Regions from separate parts of the Homo sapiens genome. Here region 2 is linked to region 1. Evidence: read pairs that join two places in POLR2A ChIA-PET (ENCODE). Cell type or tissue: Panc1. All regions are shown on one strand. Links, peaks and the distances in the headings refer to the core of each region. The heading gives the core; the rest is flanking DNA.

The links. Peaks named below come from ENCODE experiments on the same cell type or tissue, not always from the same donor. Only the 100,000 strongest peaks of a DNase experiment are listed, where the experiment ranks them.
Region 2: POLR2A ChIA-PET joins it to region 1 with 12 read pairs; 4 of 35 experiments call an interaction of 5 or more read pairs at or near these places.

Annotation. Positions count from the first base shown.
Region 1 is chr3:53,389,272-53,392,186 of GRCh38, forward strand. No RefSeq gene overlaps it. Among named protein-coding and RNA genes, the nearest start is that of DCP1A, 43 kb to the left of the region's middle. In Panc1, for the core only: no CTCF peak of the experiment used is centred there; no DNase peak of the experiment used is centred there.
Region 2 is chr3:53,647,821-53,650,735 of GRCh38, forward strand. All of the region lies in intron 3 of CACNA1D (calcium voltage-gated channel subunit alpha1 D), which reads left to right. Among named protein-coding and RNA genes, the nearest start is that of CACNA1D, 150 kb to the left of the region's middle. In Panc1, for the core only: no CTCF peak of the experiment used is centred there; no DNase peak of the experiment used is centred there.

The DNA of each region.
Region 1 (2,915 bases), core at 178-2,677:
AGAAAAAAATACTTTCCTGAAATATTTCCGGAGGTATTTTGAAATACAGATTGAAAAAGCACACCATGTACCTAAACATATTGACCCAGGGCTATTCTAGAAAATATTCTAGGACATGTTCTAGAAAAATTATTGGACTTTAAAGGAAAATAAACATTTCTTTTCTTTAGCAATATTATTTGGCTTTCAAAAAATTTCTATAAGCATTTAGACACAAATAGCATGTGACTTATGAAGAAAAGAAAATTAGATTATTATCAGACTTTTTGACAGAATAGCTTTGTGCCAAAATAAAATGGGGTAACATACTTAAGATACCCAAGGATATCAAGTGTGAGGGAAAGACCTTCTATCCAGTGAGATTGACACAAACTGTGATCAACATGCAAGAACTCAGGAACTCTTGTTCTCATGGGCTTTTATTAAAGCATCTACTCTAGATCAAGGCCACCAAAACAATTAGAGAAACATTGACACAAGAACTGGTGGTGAGCATGAAATACATGGGTGCTTATAGAACTAAGACTAAATGAGAGTTAAAAGAGGAAATTATTATATGTAAAGGTTTTACAGCCTGTCCAGATAGATCTACCATGACCATTAAAAAGGGGGAGAGAATGAAGTTAGCCTGAGAAAAATATTTTTAAACTGTTTAGTCACAATATATGGTGGTAATATTGTTATTGTTATTCTGAAATTGCCATACAATCCTTATAGGTTAGCACAAATGATGGGATATTCCAATCCTGTCATCCTCTGGGTCCTTGAGAACCAGGATTCTTGGTATGAAAGTGCCTAGTAACAATGGGAAAGCAGCCATAGTGCCTAGATTATGGTCTTGAAATACCGTGTTCTGCTAAAGCAAACCTGGGCTGCTTGGAGAAATGGCTAATTCCAAATCTGGAATAGGAAATGTAGGAGATGAACTGGAATATCTTGACCTACCACACAGTAGAGAAGTTATCAAAGACTACTAGAGTCATGGGCAGAAGATTCTTAAAATTATTTTGAAGAGAGAGGGTCTCCCTATGTTGCCCAGGCTGATCTCAAACTCTTGGGCTCAAGTGATGTTCCCACCTTGGCCTCCCAAAGTGCTGGGACTACAGGTGTGAGCTCTGCATCTGGCCTTTCAGGGGCCATTTTGAAGAGCCTTCCACAGGTTAAAAAGGAAACAATTTCTGCCCTAATGAGGATAATGTTTAAATATTTGTAAATCCATGAGTTTATAATAATCTTTGTTTTATTATATTATTATTTTTATTTTTTTTTATTTATTTTTTTTGAGATGGAGTTTGCTCTTGTTTCCCTGGCTGGAGTGCAATGGCATGACCTTGGCTCATTGCAACCTCTGCTTCCTGGGTTCAAGCGATTCTCCTGCCTCAGCTTCCTGAGTAGCTGGGATAACAGGCATGAGCTACCACACATGGCTAATTTTATATTTTTAGTAGAGATGGAGTTTCACCATGTTGTCCAGGCTGGTCTTGAACTCCTGACCTCAGGTGATCCACCCACCTTGGCCTCCTAAAGTGCTGGGATTACAGGCATGAGCCAGCGTGCCTGGCCTATTTTTTATTTTTCTATTGCCCAGGCTGGAGTGCAACCTCTGCCTCCCAGGTCCAAGCGATTCTCCTGCCTCAACCACCCAAGTAGCTGGGATTACAGGCGTGTGCCACCATGCTTGGCTAATTTTTGTATTCTTAATACAAAATTGTATTATTTTTGTATTATTAGTGGAGAGTTAAGTTTCACCATGTTGGCCAGGCTGGCCTCGAACTCCTAGCCTCAAGTGATCTGCCTGTCTTGTCCTTCCAAAGTGTTGGGATTACAGGCGTGAGCCACCTTGTCCGGCCGGTAATAATCTTTAAAAAGAAAATGAATTGGATCGTTCCAAGATGGCCGAATAGGAACAGCTCCAGTCTGCAGCTCCCAGCGTGTTCCACACAGAAGTCTTATGATTTCTGCATTTCCAACTGAGGTACCTGGTTCATCTCACCGGGACTGGTTGCACAGTGGGTGCAGCCCACAGAGGATGAGCTGAAACAGGGTGGGATGTCGCCTCACCCAGGAAGAGCAAGGGGTCGGGGGATTTCCTTTTCTTAGGGAAGGAAGCTGTGACAGACCTGGAAAATCAGGACACTCTCTCCTTAATACGGCGCTTTTCCAATGGTCTTAGGAAACGGCACACCAGGAGATTATATCCCTCACCTGGCTCGGCAGGTCCCACGCCCACAGAGCCTTGCTCACTGCTAGTTCAGCAGTCCAAGATTGAACTGCCAGGCGGCAGCCTGGTCTGGGGGAGGGGCGTCCACCATTGCTGAGACTTGAGTAGGTAAACAAAGCCGCCTAGAAGCTCGAACTGGGTGGAGCCCACCACAGCTCAGGAAGGCCTACCTGCCTCTGTAGACTCCACCTCTGGGGGCAGGGCATAGCTGAACAAAAGGCAGCAGAAACTTCTGCAGACTTAAATGTCTCTGTCTGACAGCTCTGAAGAGAGCAGTGTTTCTCCCAGCATGGAGTTTGAGCTCTGAGAATGGACAGACTGCCTCCTCAAGTGGGTCCCTGACCCTCGTGTAGCCTAACTGGGAGACACCGGCCAGTAGGGACTGACTGATACCTCATACAGCCAGGTACCCCTCTGAGACAAAGCTTCCAGAGGAAGGATCAGGCAGCAATATTTGCTGTTCTGCAGCCTCCACTGGTGATACCCAGGCAAACAGGGCCTGGAGTGGACCTCCAACAGACTCCAACAGACCTGCAGCGGAGGGTCCTGACTGTTAGATGGGAAACTAACAGACAGAAAAGAATAGCATCAACATCAACAAAAAGGACATCCACACCAAAACCCCATCTGTAGTTCGCTATCATCAAAGACCAAAGGTAGATAAAACCACAAAGATGGGGAGAAACCAGAGCAG
Region 2 (2,915 bases), core at 114-2,613, 260 kb after region 1:
GGCTGTGATTGTTCAGTTGGCATCATGGTAGAATCTCTGTAATAAAGAATTGCATTAAAGGAAGTTTGTATTTCTTATGAAGAATCCCATCAAATAATTCACTAAGGATTTTGGAAAGAGAAACCAAATTCTTTAAAAAGCAGGGAGAGGGCAAAGGAGAAGGAAAAAGAACGTTAAACAGTTCATTTATACTAATGGCCCTTGTGTTATTGTGGCAAAATTTCTTCTAAATAAAAGTCAGAGAGGAAAAACAAGCTTTGTTTGGGAGGTGTACTGTCTGTTCTCTGCCTTGTTTTTCTGCTCTGAAGTATAGTGTGCTGTCTTGACGTAGGTATGTAACTGCTATGAATATTGATGGCAGCAAAAGCTTTTTTTTTTCTCTCTGGCCTAGTAAATAAAGCAGCAAGGATAAAAAGGGATGAATTGTAAAATCAGTGTGCTGTTTTTAGCTTCTCTGGTTCCCTTAGAACTCTTAAGTCTCAAACATATTGACAATCTGCCTTTGGTGGTCAGGGTCTGATGTGAGCACTGTGGGTTGGCATTTTCAGGGATTTTTGCCTCTGGTTGAAGTAACAGAGTTCCTTTTTCTTTGAGCTTTCAGAGTTAATGTTATGGCTTCATTGAGGCCTTCCTGTATCTTTCCCTCTATCCAGTGGCAATGCTGGTCCCTGCTCCTCAGAATACCGCAGTGGCCTGAGTGTGTGATCGTTCCTCCAGCAGCCACGCCTCGCATGCCTCCCGAGCAAGCACTCCTCTGGGGGATATGGCAGGGAATGGGGCAACGGGGAATCTGGACAGTAAGCAAGGAAGGGCATCCTCGTAGCTCTGAGCGTGGCATTTCATGTAGCTGTATGAAGGGCATGGGGGAAGAAGGCATGGGGGCATGGGATGAGCCTGGCTAAGAACAGGACTGGTCTGAAGTCTAGAGGGGGCATGAGTATAGAGGTTGGAGATGAGCTAGGCTTTCTAAATTAAATTATAAACACACTGATGCTGGCTAACTCTCAAAACACACACACACACACACACACACACACACACAATTCGTTCACTAGACTGTTATAATGGTGTTCTGAGGAGCAAAGGGAGCTTTGGAGGGCAAGTGTTTAGAAATGACAGGAACCACAACAGCCCTGTCCTTGGAAGGAAGCCCTGTTATATGACCAGTGAAGAGTGGAGAATGGGGGCAAAGACTGGGATGCATGGCCATGGCTGCATGGTGGTCAAGAGGGAGGATACCTGTGGCACGACAAAGGGATGTTCTGCCTGGCACGGCCGGTGACAGAGGGGAAGCGATTCTGGCAGCAGACAGCCGGAGCCCAGGGGCAGCACAGGCAAGGCTTCCATTTAAATGCACAAGGGTGTTGGGGATACTGCAAGCAAACATTTAATAGGTGACGGTTCCTCAAAGGGTCAGGCTTATGGGAATCATCCTAAAATTTGTGTTTTTAAAAATGTTTCTGAATATAAAGTGTTCTCTTCAGAAACATAAAATTTATTTTCAAATACACATTTGCCTATTGCATAAAAATATATAATAGTGATAATATATAGCAAAGTGCTTTTTTTCCCCCTGGAATCCGTTGTGAAAAGGCAGGGGTGGCCTGATGGGAGGGCTGAAGATAGAGAATCGCTCTTGTCAGTTACTACTTTTGTGACTCTTGAGAAATTCTCTGTGTGTACATTCAAAACTTCCCCCTCCACACACCTCCCCCCCACACCAACAGACTAAATGACAGGTACCATAGTGGGGACATTTTTCTGGCTCCTGGTACAGTGCCTGTCATTTAGAAGTGGTGTTCACGTGTTTCCTGAGCCTATTTTATTTTGACCTCTTGCCCTAGGCATTTTAATGAGTGAATTTCATGACCTCCATTTCTCTAAGGTATTGGTAACTTTTCGGGTCCCACTGATATTAGTATAGGACTCTATAGTTCATATTGGAAAGTTACAGTTGCTGATGATACTTTGTTATTTAAGTAGCTTCATGCCGAGGAATGCCTCTTGCAAAGTTAATTACACACATCTCTGTTGGTCCATGTTTCTATTGAAACTGAAGCTGTATAAAGAAAACATTTGTAAAAGAGGAAGGAGTCAAAGTTTTTAGACTTGCTGATTGGTATGTTTTCCACAGCTCATGGAGTTGCATGGGTTGGAACTGGAAAGGTTCTACGAGTCATTTAGCCCGTGAGCAGCACCTGTGAGGTCTGTGGCAGTCAGATGGGCATGGCTGCTGGGATGGATACTAGAGGAAAGGTCAGAGGCTCTGCCTAGGTTTCCTGGGAAAGTGCATGATGACCTGTCACAAGTTCAGCCGGGAGAGGCGGCATGCCAATAAGCAGGCAGGGTGTTTGCCATCCTGAATTTACTTCCCTTATTGTGTGGATGCAAAAACTTATATCCAGAGGAGGAGAAGGACTTGTCCAAGGTTACCTTGCTACTCAGTGACAAAGCTGACTGTGACTTCGAACTCAGACATAAACCCAAGAGGAAGAGAGGGTCAAAACAGATGCATCTTCATTTTTTCCAGAGGATGAATTTCTTCTGTTCAAAGACACCATTGGAATCTTTGTTGTACCCTTGTGCTTTTCTGGGCCTGATTTGGCAACCTCAGGAGGAAAGCATGCTGCGTTTTGCAAATGTGTGCAAATAACAAACATGCCTGTTATGTCCTAGGCAGACTCATCACACGCATTGGGGCAGTTGGCAAAATGCAGTCATGCAGCCTGGAACGAAAAGTGTTGCACACGTAGTTGCTTATGAGAAATTCAGTGTTAGAATGTAAATGCCTTCCTGGCCCAGGGGCAGTGTAATTGTTCCATTTCTCATAATGAAACTTTGTTTGGAGGGAAATGCTTATATGTCTAAGGTGTTGATTCTAATCTCTGTTCCTTTTTCTGTCTCCTCTTCCTCCC